Linked DNA regions of Homo sapiens: region 2 is linked to region 1. The links are chromatin loops, found by intact Hi-C in ENCODE. Cell type or tissue: heart right ventricle. All regions are shown on one strand.

What was found. Peaks named below come from ENCODE experiments on the same cell type or tissue, not always from the same donor. Only the 100,000 strongest peaks of a DNase experiment are listed, where the experiment ranks them.
Region 2: it touches region 1 in a loop (9-fold over the local background); 5 of 110 quality-filtered maps call a loop at or near these places.

What each region holds. Positions count from the first base shown.
Region 1 is chr1:99,814,607-99,822,606 of GRCh38, forward strand. No RefSeq gene overlaps it. Among named protein-coding and RNA genes, the nearest start is that of AGL, 32 kb to the right of the region's middle. In heart right ventricle, no CTCF peak of the experiment used is centred here; no DNase peak of the experiment used is centred here; H3K27ac peaks cover 567 bases.
Region 2 is chr1:99,872,329-99,880,328 of GRCh38, forward strand. It overlaps AGL (amylo-alpha-1,6-glucosidase and 4-alpha-glucanotransferase), which reads left to right. Exons shown (of 34, transcript NM_000642.3): 8 at 2,359-2,482; 9 at 2,826-2,928; 10 at 3,030-3,127; 11 at 4,130-4,269; 12 at 5,313-5,500; 13 at 7,595-7,718. Among named protein-coding and RNA genes, the nearest start is that of AGL, 26 kb to the left of the region's middle. In heart right ventricle, no CTCF peak of the experiment used is centred here; no DNase peak of the experiment used is centred here.

The DNA of each region.
Region 1 (8,000 bases):
TCAACAAAGTAGCCACAATGACAGTGTTAAAACGCAAATCAGATCAGGTCACTGCTCTGTTCAAAAGGCCCTAGTGGTGCCCTCTTTCACTCCTAGTAAAAGCCAAAGTCTTTCCAATTGTCTACAAAGCCCTACACAATCAGACCCTTGTTTCATCTCTTACTTCTCTCTTATTCTTCTCCAGCAACAGTGGCTGCTCAAACACATTTGTTATGCTCTTGCCTTAGTACTTTGTACTGGCCCAATTTCATTTCCTGGTGCACTGCTCCCTGAGATCTTTCAAAAGCCTATGAGAGGGGTAATTTTATTATACCCATTTTATAGAGGAAGAAATGGAGGCCTACAAAGGATAAATAGCTTTCATCTGAACCCTGGTGGTGTGATCTAGAGGTCACTAATTCACAAGCCCTGCCTATGCATATTAATGTCTTATGAGGAGACAAAAGGAATTCAGAAGACACAGAAATATTGCAAGAAACAGAAAGAAATTTTTTTTAATCAAAGAAATAGGAGAAAATATTCACTAAAAAAGAATAGGTTAATATGAATAAGGAATAAACAAGGACTTTTTTTTATTTTTTATTTTTTTAAGATGGAGTCTCACTCTGTCACCAGGCTGGAGTGCAGTGGCACAATCTCCGCTCACTGCAACCTCTGCCTCCCAGGTTCAAGCGATTCTCCTGCCTCAGCCTCCCTAGTATCTGGGACTACAGGCACATGCCACCACGCCCAGCTAATTTTTTGTATTTTTAGTAGAGACGGGTTTTCACCATATTGGCCAGGATGATCTCAATCTCTTTACCTTGTGATCTGCCCCTCTCAGCATCCCAAAGTGCTGGGGATTACAGGCGTGAGCCACCGCACCCAGCCAGCAAGGATTTTTTAAAATTCTTGAAATTAAAAATACAAGAGTCAAAAGAAAACAATTAAACAAAAACTATGAAAGATAAAGTTGAAAGAAAGAAAAAAAACCTTCAAATGAACAGAACAAAAAGACAAGCAGATGGAATATATGGAAAAAGCAGTAAGAGATTTAGAGGACTTAAATGGAGAATCAAATACTTGATTAGTAGGAGCTGGGTGAAGGAGAGAGAAAAATGTAGATGAAGGATAATCTCAAAATAATAACACAAGAAAATTTCTCAATACCAAAATATATTAATCTCCATATTAACAAGAAAAGTTCTCAATACCAAAGTATATTAATCTCCAGATTAAAACTGGCCCACCAAGTTCCCACTACAATGACTGGTCTCCAGGTAGAAATAGAATAGAATAGATTTCTTAGATAGAATATATTTCTTAGCACAGTCTTACCAGCAACCTGTCATTGAGAACCAACTCAAATAAAGGCAGTCTTCTTTTGGCCTGTTAGAGACTGAGGACCACAACACCTCCTCTAGATTGGGTATATCATCAGTTGGTTGAGTGGCCACCAGAAAAGTTCTGAGCTACTCCTCTTCACCTGTCTTCCGTGCTTCTTCCAGAGAAGCCTCAAGAACTGGGTCCTCCCCAACTGAATACATTAAGAGATTGTCCTTTCTTCCTTTAGATGTACTATGCCACAGTCACCTCAAGCCCCACAGTCCCAGGCTAACCAAGAGAGACTCTCTCAGAAATCTCTAGACTAAGAAATAGGCACAGTCTCTATATTCATATTTGCCCAAACTCCAGGGGACACAAAAGCCAAGCTCTCCCCAAAATTTCATTACCATACTTGCAGCTCCAGCGCAGACCTACTGGTTCTGCAGCTCAGCAAGAATTCATCCAAGAAATAAGATGCTCCCTCCCAATTTTTGCAGGCTTACCGATATTAACTCTTAGAACAAGCACATCTTTATCTGTATGTGTGTGTGCACACGCACACACTCATGCACATGCATACTTTACATTAGAGCAACTCTGCCTCCCAAGACTGCTTTCACTCCCCAGTAATTTTGTCTCTGAAGAATCCCACCCCTCCAGTATCCTCAAGCCCCAAATCCCTAAAGGAAAAAAAGGACAAGCCCTTATCATATCCAGCTGGAGAGGACCCAGTTCTTGAGGCTCCCGAGGAAGGAACATGGAACACAATAAAGAGCAGGAGTCCAAGACTTCGCCTTGGCCACTGACCAACTGATGAGGCTGAGTTGGTGGCTCTCTTTAGAGTGCGGAGAACTAAGTGCCTCTGGGCCTCACATCTGTACTTTATTCTGGGACAAGAGGAAAACTCTCACTCAGCAACCACCGTGTTACACCTCGGATCCTGTTACACTGAGTTTAACCCAGGAGACCAGCCAGGTGAAGTCCCTCATGACGGCTGTGGGGCAGCCTAGAGAGTGATCTGTTCCGAGTGGAGCAGAGGAAAGAGGGTTCTAGGAGAGAGGTCTCTGGGAACAAAATGGTGACAGGGGAGGGACTGGAATTATTTAAAGATAAGTTTGCCGAATATGATGCAGTGTATTTGGGAAATAAATTATGTGTTTAAAACTAACTCTACAAACTTTTCAAAAATAAATTTGCCATAAGTTGGATATGATCTAGGAGGAGGTAAGTAAAGGGGGGCCCAATATACCAGTGGAACTCATGCCTTTCACTCCCCCTTCAGCGTGGGCCTAGTTTTACCTCGATAAGGGAGTGCCCGGCCATCACTTGGTTTTATCATTGTTAGCATTATTCCTTTTGCTGCACTGTGCTCCCAGAATAAAAGGAAATAGAAGATAACCTTGGAATGGTTTTTTGGTGTTGGGGTGGGGTGGGGCGGGGGAGTTGTTCATTTTGTTGTTGTTTTTTGCTCTGCAAAATAATACAAATCAATTTAAAACAGAATGATGCATAACTAAGAATTCATTCTCATCTTAGCAAAGTCAGCAACTCCTCTTAGTACATCTGTGGGAAGGAAAATTTTACTCAAGGGAACTTGAGACCTTTTGCAAGGAAAGAAATCAAGACCCTATCCCCTTTTCTCTGAGATTTGGAGTTAGGGAGCTTGGGCTGTGTGTATTTAGGCTGGTCACAGTGAAAGTCAATGAGTTTTCTGAAGTAAAGTTATTACGACAGCATAAAGAGGGGACCAATGCTCAGCACTGAGCCCCAGAACTGAGCCAAGGGAGAGAAAACTATGATTTTTTGAGTCCATGAGGCAGTGTATGGTGGAACCTACCCTAATCCAGCCCACCTGAGGGTAAATAGGCACTCAAGAGAAGTCACTGCATGTTATTTCAAAGATTTGATTACTGAAGTCTAATCTGTAGAGACCCAGGCTTACTGCAACAGAAAGTCCATAAGTAATAAATTCCAGAATCCAAACTGAACCCGCTCTCCTGGATAGATTTGAATAGATTCAAATCCTGGAAAACTGGTTGGGGGAAGAAATAAAAAGAGCAATGAGTCTCACGTTATGGTCAGTTTGGATAGACCCTTTTTTACTAAGAGTAACACCAAGAAAACATGATTGCCTATCCTTAAAAATCACCTACTGTGGGTGCTCCAGCCTCCTTGACAGGGGATTTCATCCCAGTTATGCAGGAAAGACACTCCAAACTGAGGACGAGGAGTCTCCAGTGTAGACACTTCAACAAGAAAGAATCAAGGCAGTCTAGATCAATCACACCATCACTCTTACTTGCTCCTAAGTACTGTTAATAACTACACAGGTTTCCTGGAAAAACAAAAGGAGGGCATTGAGGGAAATAGATCAGAACTGCTGCCAGTGTAGGCTTGTAGATTCCAGTGGTCTGTGTCCTGTAGCACTAAGTGGAATTATTTCCACTTCAAACTATAAAAGTGTTCACCTCAAGTATTTTGTTTTACATATTAGGGTTTGAAAAGAGAGTTTCACAACTAAAAATAACTCAGCCAACATAGTGTTCTTCCACACCCTCAGGCAGCCTCCATCATTTGATACAGCTGTCTGTTCAAGTCTGCCAACAGGACAGTTAAAAATAGATGGCCAGTCTCCTTTAAGGGTGTTGCGTAATTGACTTATATAGTTTTCCATATTCATTTTTCTAGATTAGTTGTCTCTAAACATTTTTGCTTGTGCTCCCTTAAAAGACATTGGAAAAATTTATGTATCCTTCGGCAAAAAAAGTTGACCACTTAATATTTTTAATATGTTTAGATAATTGAAAAGTTTATTTGTCCATGGGTTAATATTACCTTATAGCTAAAATCAGTCAGGATTTAGCTATTCCTGTTTTTCATTTATACCTATAGCACTAAAAAACCTTGTTCTTATACATAAGTAAATGAGATTGGAAATTCTGTTAGCAATGTCAATCAATTCTTTAAACCTTTCAAGTTAAATGCCGAATAACATATAGTGATCAATTGTCAAAGATTATTTTTAATGATCTATTTAGATGACAATCTATTTAGGGCCAGCTTAAACTTTGATAAAAGCAATGAATTAGAAACCATCTGACTTACAAATGTGTTTATTACTCTGTCATTTGAATCATTCATTTTCAGAGTTTCTAGGAAGTATATGAGAAAGATTATATCAGGACTTACCAAATGACTATTAGTTTGTCTTTCACCTTGTTATGGCACTAAAATCAGATGAAACTGGTATAAGTATAATATCTTGAATTAGAAATTGTATGTTTTTGGTCAGGCACAGTGGCTCACACCGGTTATCCCAGCACTTTGGGTGGCCAAGGCAGGAGGATTGCCTGAGCTCGGGAGCTCAAAACCAGCCTGGGTGACATGGTGAAACCCTGTCTCTACCAAAAATACAAAAACTAGCTGGCCATGGTGGTGCACACCTGTAGTCCCAGCTACTCAGGAGGCTGAGGTGGGAGGATGGTTTGAGCCCAGGGGACAGAGGTTGAAGTGAGCCAAGATCACACCACTGCACTCCAGCCTAGGCAACAGAGCCAGACCCTATCTCAAAAAAATAAATAAATAAAACTTAACTTAAAAAAAATTGTACATTTTTGTATTTTTCCTATTGAGTGTGAACAAAGACTACATATATTTTGCATCTGATAATTAATATCTGTGAGTGGGGAATTAATCTTAATTTAATAAAACTGGTTTTCTAAAATTTAGGGCACTATATCATAGGTTATATTTTTTGATATTTTGTTCCACATCTCATATATATTAGTGTAGATCCTGTTTTTAAGAGCATGATATCATGAAAAGCTATGATAAGAGAAACAGGCCAGACTCAGTGGCTCACACACCTGTAATCCCAGCACTTTGGGGGGCCAAGGCAGGTGTGTTGCTTGAGCCTAAGAGTTCAAGACCAGCCTAGGCAATAGAGTAAGACCCCCATCTCTATAAAAAACAGAAAAAAATTAGCCAAGCATGGTGGCACACACCTGTAGTCTCAGCTACTTACATGGCTAAGGCAGGAGGATGGCTTGGGCCCAGAAAGTTGAGGCTGCAGTGAGCGGTGATTACGCCATCGCACTCCAGCCTCAGTGACAGAGTGAGACTGTGAAAGAAAGAAAGAAGGAAAGAAAGAAAGAAAGAAAGAAGGAAAGAAAGAAAGAAAGAGAAAAGAAAAGAAAAGAAAAGAAAAGAAAAGAAAAGAAAAGAAAAGAAAAGAAAAACAGATAACAAGAAAGAGCAACAGAGAAAAGGTATCAGGACCAGGGATGGATTTGGGTTTTTTCAGCTTGAAGCCTATATAATTTGAGGTGCAGACCTCTTACAGAAAAATAATACAACATTATGAATAAAAAATTAGGTATGTTTTCTCAGGAGAAACCAGTGGGAAAAAAAGGAAAAAATTTAGTAGAAAGTAAATATTTAATAGGAGAACAAAATCTCAACAAATGACAGAATTTTAAAAGATCAATTCTACAAACATCATATAACTCAGAAAAATTATATAACAATGATGTTCATTAATATGTCTATGACACTTCTATAGTTTTTGGCTAGATACTTTTAATCACCACTTCAAATGGTAATGACTTTCTACATCATTTTCTCTGAGAAAAATAGAAAGCTAATTGAGACTTTTCTTCTGCATAGGTGATGTATTTTCATTTTATTATTGATAGTTTAGACAAGCTTCTGTTTCGTCATTATTGGTAACTAGTGGTTAAGCCACATCTGTCATTTCCTCCCAGTTTCTAGTCAGGAAGTGCTTTTTGCCAGAGCCACTCTCAGAGACTCCAGCCCATTGATTGACAAGGCTACCGTTACGGTACCTGGGCCAGCCCTGCCAAGTCCTTCCTGTCCCCCTTTCTCATCCACCTAAGTGAGTGTTGCTCTGATAAAACTCTCTGAAGTGTAACTCATGTTTGGTAATAGTGGGAGTATGACAGGTGACGTGGTCAGGCAAAAACTATCATCACTCCAACTGTATCATACTAGTGAATTCAGTTATCCCCCAAAGTATGAAATTACCCCATTTCTAATATTATGTCTCATCCTTAACAGACATTCATATCAGTCATGGAAAGACAATGGCCTAGAAGGGTATATGTGCTATGATTAAAAGAGGCTTCTTCAACACCACTATTTTAATTTTTCTTCTGAAGTTTTTTAATACTACAGGAGAAAGCATCATAAAAAATTTCAAATGGTGGCCGGGTGCGGTGGCTCACTCCTGTAATCCCAGCACCTTGGGAGGCCAAGGTGAGAGGGTCACTTGAGGTCAGGAGTTCGAGACCAGCCTGGCCAGCATGGTGAAGCCCTGTCTCTACTAAAAATACAAAAATTAGCCAGGCATGGTGGTACATGCCTGTAGTCTCAGCTACTTGGGAGGCTGAGGCAGGAGAATCGCTTGAAACAGGGAGGCGGAGGTTGCAATGAGCCGAGATCATGCCACCACACTCCAGCCTGGGCGACAGAGCAAGACTCCTTCTCAAAAAAAAAAAAAAAGAAAAAAAAAAAGAAAGAAAATTTTGAATGGATAAGAGGTATCCCTTTCATTTGATAAGTAGGAGAATGGTAACTATGAAAAAGAATTTGGGTAAGGGGAAAGGAGAAACAACATTAATGTGTGTTCTCTAGTTCTCTTATTCTCTAAGCCAATAATACTTTTCTCTGTACTGAGCCTACGTCAATACAGCTACTTGTGTTATTCAAATCTTCTATATCTTTCATACATTTCCTCTGCTTAACCTACCTTGAACTATTCCACTGTGACTGTGGATTTGTCCATTTCTCTCTGCAGTTCTATTTATATAATTTTTGGTTTGTAAATATTGAGGATATTTTATTATGTAATCAAGTTTAGAACTGTTATATATTTCTGGTGAATTGAATCTTATCATAGTACTTATCTCATTACATTGTAATTATTAGTTTATTTGTATGTTTCACCCATTAGAGTGCTGGCTTATTGCTTATTGAGGAAGGGCTGATGTTTGACTCACTGGTGAATACCTTAGTACCACTAGTACAGATCAGGCTCTCATTAACTCCTGACTATTAATATAGCCCCCTAACCAGACCAGTACTAAGCTGCCAATTTCACCCACTTGAAGGCCCTGTCAGATTAAATCTTCCTAGAAAGTAATTCTGATCATAGCACTCTTTTTAAAAATAGTAGTTTCCTGTTGTTCACAGAATAAAATACAAACTCCACAGCTTATCATTCAACTTCCTCAAAGACTTGAAATCACCCTATTTTTCACTCACTTTCTTCTCACATCCTAGGAGGTCAATCAAACTGAAATCCCCACTACCCCCACACAGATCCTGCATTCCTTCTGCTGTCCCCATATAATATCTAAATCCTAGTATAATTTTCCATCCCACTCTGCATGTCCAAACCCTTCAGAGCCAGTCTTTTTTTTTTAAACTACTTTAATTTTTTTTTCTTTCTTTTTCAGTTACATACTTTTAAACAGGGATGTGTTTCATTATTCATTCAGGCAATGTTGACTTCATTAGTGTTGACAGAAAATAAGCATAAAAATGCAAAACATTGTTGGCTTAACCTGAATATACCTGCATTACCTATTATTAACCAGTTTGTGTTGCCAAAAGACTTATTCCTTGGCATTAAAATGGAGCACTTAAAAATATTTCTAAAAAGCAAATGCCCACAC
Region 2 (8,000 bases), 58 kb after region 1:
ATGTTTACTTGCTTATGTGAGTCAATCTGAAGGATACATTGTTAAACATGGAATTATTGAGTCAAAGGGTATACAGATTTCAAATATAATAAATTTATTTTCACAGCAAGTTATACCAACTTAATATTATCACTAACATTAGATATCATTAACCTTTATCATGTTTGTCAATTAGGCAAAACATACCTTATTTTAATTTACATTTCTTTTTTTTTTTTTGAGACTGAGTCTCACTCTGTCACCAGGCTAGAGTGCAGTGGTGTGATCTTGGCTCACTGCAACCTCTGCCTCCCAGGTTCAAGTGATTCTCCTGCCTCAGCCTCCCAAGTAGCTGAAACTACATGCATGCACCACCACACCCAGCTAATTTTTGTATTTTTAGTAGAGACGGGGTTTCACCATGTTGGCCAGGATGGTCTCGATCTCTTGACCTCGTGATCTGCCTGCCTCAGCCTCCCAAAGTACTGGGATTACAGGCGTGAGCCACCGCGCCCAGCCTTTTAAGTTACATTTCTTTGCTTATTAATGAAGTATATTTTTACACCTTGATTAGCTATTTATATTTCTTCCATTAATTGCCTGTTAATGTTTCTTCTCATTTTTCTATTGAGTTGTCTCTTTTTTTATATCGACATTATTGATTATTACACAGGCCTCAAATATATCCCCTAGTATGCTCTTGATCTTTTAACTCTTGTTTATGGTGACATTTTTTTTCAATGTAGTCAAACTTTTCAATCTCTGATGGCTTCCAATTTCATATCATGCTTAGAAAAGACCTTCCATCAACATTCTCTTTTCTTCTAATTTGTATTTTTACATTTGAATATTTAATATACCTGAAATTTATTTTTGTGTATTATATAAAGAAGATATTTAACTTGATTTGTATTTTTAAAATTATATTGAGTTGAAAATCCATCCTTTTATACTGATTTGAAGTACCACCATAATACTTCATAGTGTATGGTAATATACAAAATATACATCTGTTATCTGTGCTCTTCCACTGATCCGTCTCTTTTATTCTATCAATACTAAAGATTATTAGTTTATACTGATGGCATAGCTTTTTCTCTTTTTCAAACATTTCTTGGCAGTGTTCTTTTTTTTTTTTTTTTTTGAGACAGAGTTTCACTCTTGTCGCCTAGGCTAAAGTGCAGTGGTGTAATCTCCACTCACCACAACCTCCGCTTCCTGGGTTCAAGCGATTCTCCTGCCTCAGCCTCCCGAGTAGCTGGGATTACAGGCATGTGCCACCACACCCAGCTAATTCTGTATTTTTAGTAGAGATGGAGTTTCTCAATGTTGGTCAGGCTGGTCTCGATCTCTTGACCTCAGGTGATCCACCCACCTCAGCCTCCCAAAATGCTGGGATTACAGGTGCAAGCCACCATGCCCGGCGGCAGTTTTCATATATTTACTCTTCCAGATGAACCTTAGAAACTGGATTTTAAGAATTGATTTGTATTTTATGCTGTTTTGTGAGGCTAACGTGAATAACCACTACACTATGAAACCCATTATTTTGTTTTTTTGTTCGTGTTTTTATAAGTCATTTCAAAGTCTCTTTAGAATAAGCCAGACACAAATTAATTAGTTAATATAAAATCAAGTTCAATGGAGGCAATCCTGTACCAGTTCTTAATTTTATTACAAACAAGTTCCAGAAAAAGAGTGAAAATTTCCCCAAAAACCATTTATTTCCTTTTTAATTTTTAAGTTATTATCTAAGGAATATGGTTGATGAAAAGGGAAAAAAAGTATTAAACCTGTGTGCTTCTTTTAGAGAATTCAAAGAAAGTCAGGTTGTTAATAAGACTTCAGGAAGCAAACTTTGAAAGCAATCTTGAAAAAGAACTCCTGAGGTTAGAATATTTGGTAGCACCGGGGAGGAAAACGGGTTCCACTAAAGTCCTTAAAGTGTTTAAAAAAAAAAAAGGTACATGTATACATGTATAACAAACCTGCAAGTTGTGCACATGTACCCTAGAACTTAAAGTATAATAAAATATATATATAAAAAAATAAAAAAAGAATAGAATAAGTGAATGCTGATGTAGGCAGAAAAGTGGGGGCTGAGATTGAATTGATAGGAATCCTTGTGTCTTTCTTTTATGTTATTTTTGTCTCTGTTTCTTTCTCCCCCACACCCCTCGTGTGTGTTTGCGCGTGCACGCACGTGCACACACGTGCACACAGCAGGATGAGAAGGGGAGGAGGTAGGAGGATACCTGTGAAATAAATATTTGTTTTATTTTCAGTGAAAAAATTATAGGCCAAAAATTAGAAAATAGTGACAGTTATAATCTCTTTGTAGATATTTGCATTTAAGGTATCGTCTTTTCTTTCTTTTAGAAAATAGGCGAGTAACCAAGTCTGATCCAAACCAACACCTTACGATTATTCAAGATCCTGAATACAGACGGTTTGGCTGTACTGTAGATATGAACATTGCACTAACGACTTTCATACCACATGAGTATGTAATGTGTTTTTTTCTGTGAAATAATAATATTACTTACAAACCTTTATGGCTAGTATGATTTTCATACTACTTATTAAAAACGCTTAATAGAAAATGAAATAAAGTAATTCACTGTAATTCTACTATTTCAGCACATGACATTTTCCCACTTTTTCTGTGTGTGGGCCATGTTTCTATATGTGTATATAAACATTTTTACAATTGGAAAACATCATCAGCCATAATTGAAATCCCGATGAATATATTTAAGGTTTCTGTGACCTTTGTTAGAAAGTTTTTAAATGTAGAATCTGTAAAGCCATTAAATATTATATCTGCATTTCTCCATCTGCTCTAGCAAGGGGCCAGCAGCAATTGAAGAATGCTGTAATTGGTTTCATAAAAGAATGGAGGAATTAAATTCAGAGAAGCATCGACTCATTAACTATCATCAGGAACAGGTTTTACTTATTTTTGAACTGCTGCTTTTCCTTGCATCTTACTACTATTTTTTTGTTGTCTTGAGGATGGTGATGATCTAACACAATTTAATGTTTTTCAGGCAGTTAATTGCCTTTTGGGAAATGTGTTTTATGAACGACTGGCTGGCCATGGTCCAAAACTAGGACCTGTCACTAGAAAGCATCCTTTAGTTACCAGGTGTTGCATTTTTGTTTTTTTTCTTATTGATGGTTGAAAACTGAAAATTGTATTTAACTTTTGAAATTAACCTAAATGTTTTCTTTAACATGTGAGTTCAGTACATTTCTTAAATTGAAATAGAAGTTTTGATTTGGACATAGGCTTAATATTAACTAATTTTGTTAGGCAAATATTTTGTTAGAGAAACTGTCATCAGTATAAACCAATTCATAGTTATTATTTAATGTTTCTGGAGGACTGCATACTTAGTAATAAATTCAATATTAATCAAATTAAGCAAGCATCTGGCTCCTTACTTTGTAAGTGACATAAAGCATAGGTTGGGCAACTAGAGTGCAGTAAAAGCCTTTGCATATCTTTACTTAGAGTCTTTTTTAAAAATATCTTTGCAAAGTAACATCAATGCCTCAATTATGTATTTATTTTTTTTCTTTGAGATGGAGTCTTGTTCTGTCACCCAGGCTGGAGTGCAGTGGCACGATCTCAGCTCATTGCAACCTCCGCCTCCAGGGTTCAAGCGATTCTCCTGCCTCAGCCTCCCAAGTAGCCAGGACTACAGAGGTGCACCACCATGCCCAGCTAATTTTTGTAGTTTTAGTAGAGACGGGGTTTCCCCATGTTGGCCAGGCTGGTCTCAAACTCCTGACCTCAGGTAATCCCCCTGCCTCGGCCTCCGAAAGTTCTAGGATTACAGGCATGAGCCACCATGCCCAGCTGCCTCAATGATTTTTTAAAATAATTTTATGAAGTTTTAAAAATTGTTTAAACTGTTAGCCAGATATGCTGTCATGTTAACTCCCTATTTCTCACATCCTGCTAGATTTACTCAAAAAGCCTAATGAAGATTTTTGACCTATATTGAAGTTTTTTTCCTATAAATAGCATCAAACTTATTTTATTCTATTCATTAGAAAAGAAGTTTAGTTTTAATATTGCAAATTTATATTCTCTCCAAGGAGTTTCTTTGTATGGATTTAATATTTAATTATATTTTCATAGGTATTTTACTTTCCCATTTGAAGAGATAGACTTCTCCATGGAAGAATCTATGATTCATCTGCCAAATAAAGCTTGTTTTCTGATGGCACACAATGGATGGGTAATGGGAGATGATCCTCTTCGAAACTTTGCTGAACCGGGTATGTAATTTTTAACTTCTCTGTGGATGGGGAAAGAATAGTTCATGGCAAGGTCAAAATAAAATCTGCTTTACTGATTTTCTTCCCCATTAGTCTATTGGTTTTTAAATATTTCACCATAAAGGTACCAGAGATACATACAATTTGAGAAAGAAAACATGGAGCCAACAAAAAAAGAAGTTCATCTTCTGTCCTCTCCTTTGCCTTCCTACCTTTTATCTTCTCAAACAGAATAACTTTTATGTACTGTTTTCTATATTGTGGGTCTACATAAGCTTTTATTTGGACAAAATATTATTGCATTTTTACAGACAAGTTTGAAACCACTGCTATTACAATTACATTGACATAAGAGATATTTTCACTCATTGGCCAGAGGTATTAAGAATTTCAGTGGCAATTAAACCAGAACCTAATGGTTTTAGGTCCCCCCTCACTCTTAGTGTCTTGTGTTTCTATAGCTATTTCATTACCAGGAAGAATGTTGCAGGAGCCCATTGATATATTTATTTTTTAACATTTCGAAACTAGGAGTCTATATTAGTGACATTAAAATTTATTCAGAAATCTTAATGCTTTTTTTTAAGAGTATAAATTTGGGTGTAAGTATCTCTGCCCTCTTTTTTCTAGCCATTCTAAACGAAATCAAGCCATTCTGCTGTATGCCATGGATCTAATACAACCTGTTGCCGAAAATAAGTAGGAGGGTGGAGATGGAGTTTTAAATGTTTTTGGTAGAACTATGGTTTTAAAAGGCCTATGATATTAACATTTCTGTTTTCCCTTATGATGCGACTTGGGTTTTTGAAATTGAGGACAAATTTTTAGAAGAGACTGTAAGCTAGAGTTTTTTCAGAATAGCTATGAGAAATAAATAATTATTAATTTTTTAAAACATTATCTCATACCACTTTAGATATAATTTAACCAATATATCATTTATGGCAGAAATGATCAAAGCAATTTAAAAACCAGTGTTTCCTTGAAGTAATTGTTTTCATTTTATTTCTTGAACCATTGAAAGCAATCTCTTTTCTGAACAGGTTCAGAAGTTTACCTAAGGAGAGAACTTATTTGCTGGGGAGACAGTGTTAAATTACGCTATGGGAATAAACCAGAGGACTGTCCTTATCTCTGGGCACACATGAAAAAATACACTGAAATAACTGCAACTTATTTCCAGGGAGTACGTCTTGATAACTGCCACTCAACACCTCTTCACGTAGCTGAGGTACAGAAAAACAATTTATCTACATTAAGAAAAGAAATTCAGTGTTCCTTCCTAGCTTTCCTTAAGTAAACTATGCAGGTAAATGTTTCCTTTTGCTAGTTGGACACAAGCATTGATTTGGTGGTAGTATTTATCACTATTGCATAATTAGCATAATTCTAACAATCTTTTGCAGTTGTTATGGAATACTGGGCTATAAAATATTTAACTAGCTAATTTTAAAATTTTAATTTAGGGAAGTTGATCACGTTTCTGATAATATGGAGTGCAATCATATTGGCTACTGTGAATACATAAAATGTTAATTTTTGTTATTTTTAGGTTGCTTTCAATATATTTTAGAAGTGACTGTGAAGGTGAATAGCTTATTACACATTATAGTGGTGTGTGCCTATAGTCCCAGCTACTCGGGCGGCTGAGGCAGGAGAATCACTTGAACCCAGGAGGTGGAGGTTGCAGTGAGCCGAGATCACACCACTGCACTCCAGCCTGGCGACAGAGTGAGACTCTGTCTAAAAAATAAATTAATTAATTAAATTAAATAAAAAATAAACATTAACATTATAGCATATTGAAGCCAGTCTAGCCTCATCGATTTAATTTTTATTATTTATAAAAATTATAAGTGTAAACATAAACATTGTCTATTTCTCTTTGAGCTCTTTACAATAACTTCTGAACAATGCCAATACTTATAGTATTAACTTCTATCTAATACAATCTTTGTAATTAAACTCATAATTTTCATCCTGCTTATAAGTTTTTTTTGTTATTTTTAGAAACCCTACAGTGGCACTGCTTATAAGATTTTTGATACCTTACTAGTGACCAGTGTCACTTAGGTGTTCTTTGGAAATGTGTGCTTACCTAAAAAATGTCTATTTCTATAATATTAAAGCAGTATTATAATATATATTTCAAGTCCTATGATGAAAAATTGATTTGATTTGGAGGGATTTAGTGAATATTAGTTAAGCTGGTAGAACATTGTTTAGTTCCAAAAAATGACGGCTTTATTTTATTGTGCTTTTAGCAATAGCAAAAAGAAATATGCTTCTAAGATTGTTACATGGCAGAAAAGAATGTTCAAACTTAATTTACTTAATTTTAAATTACAAAATCTAGGATTCTACTTGTTAGCTAATAGAGTTTCAAGTATTTTATTAATCTTTGTGCAAATGTTGTGTTTAACAGTTTGGAACCAATCTGATTTTTTATTATAAACCAGTGTTTATAATAAACAGCTAGATAGATAGCACCAGTGTTAAACGTAAATCACACAAGTGGAAATTGTAAGGTGTAAGAGTTTTTAAGAGTTATTTATCATCATCTGTAGGAGAAACTGGCTTCAGTCTGGTCAGACAAATCTAATCTTTCCAACAGCTAAGTAATTCACCAGCAGGGAATTTATGAATAATTATTTAGTCAACCACCTGGAAATTAAGTCTGATTAAAGTTTTAAAAATAAGCAAGCAGGCCCAGGCACGGTGGCTCACGCCTGTAATCCCAACACTTTTAGGCTCAGGCAGGCAGATCAGCTGAGGTTGGGAGTTTGCAACCAGCCTGACCAACATGGAGAAACCCCATCTCTACTAAAAATACAAAATTAGCTGGGTGTGGTGGTGCGTGCCTGTAATCCCAGCTACTCGGGAGGCTGAGGCTGGAGAATTTCTTGAACCTGGGAGGCGGAGGTTGTGGTGAGCTCACATCATGTCATTGCACTCCAGCCTGGGCAACAAGAGCGAAACTTGGTCTCAATAAATAAATAAATAAATAAATAAGCAAACAAAAAACAGGGAGAAAACCTAACAGAATTGTAGTGTTATGATTTACATTTAGTAATATGAAACTAACATTTTTCTTCTTCTTTTCCTCTCTCATGTCTCAATATCTTTGCAAAATCTAATCTTCCTTTTTAACCGTTTTCTTCTCTTGATAAATTCTCTTGTTTCTATGTGTTTTGGTATGTTTGATATCTTGCTGCATATTTTTCTATGTCAAATCATGCCTCCTTTTGTCTCTTTCCTTCCTCCTATCTTGCTTTTCTCTTTCTGTTACATTTATTTGTTACATTTGTCACTGTGCTTTTTACAGTACATGTTGGATGCTGCTAGGAATTTGCAACCCAATTTATATGTAGTAGCTGAACTGTTCACAGGAAGTGAAGATCTGGACAATGTCTTTGTTACTAGACTGGGCATTAGTTCCTTAATAAGAGGTAGGCTTGTTGGAGTGTATTTCCCTCTAAAACTTTAGCTTTTGTTTAAGTAGATTAAAGGATTTAATAGCTTCATATGCAATGCTTAATAATTTTTTAACACAGTTAATGTTCTTCTAAATACTTTGTATGACATATTCTAATATAACTCAGTCTATTTTTATCAGTATAAATTTCTACTTTGGGGTAAGATACCTCATTTCAAATTGAAAGACCAGTAGGATGAACTGAAGACTCACTAACAAAACCATTTTTTGTTGTTGAAAATATGCAAACCTGTTT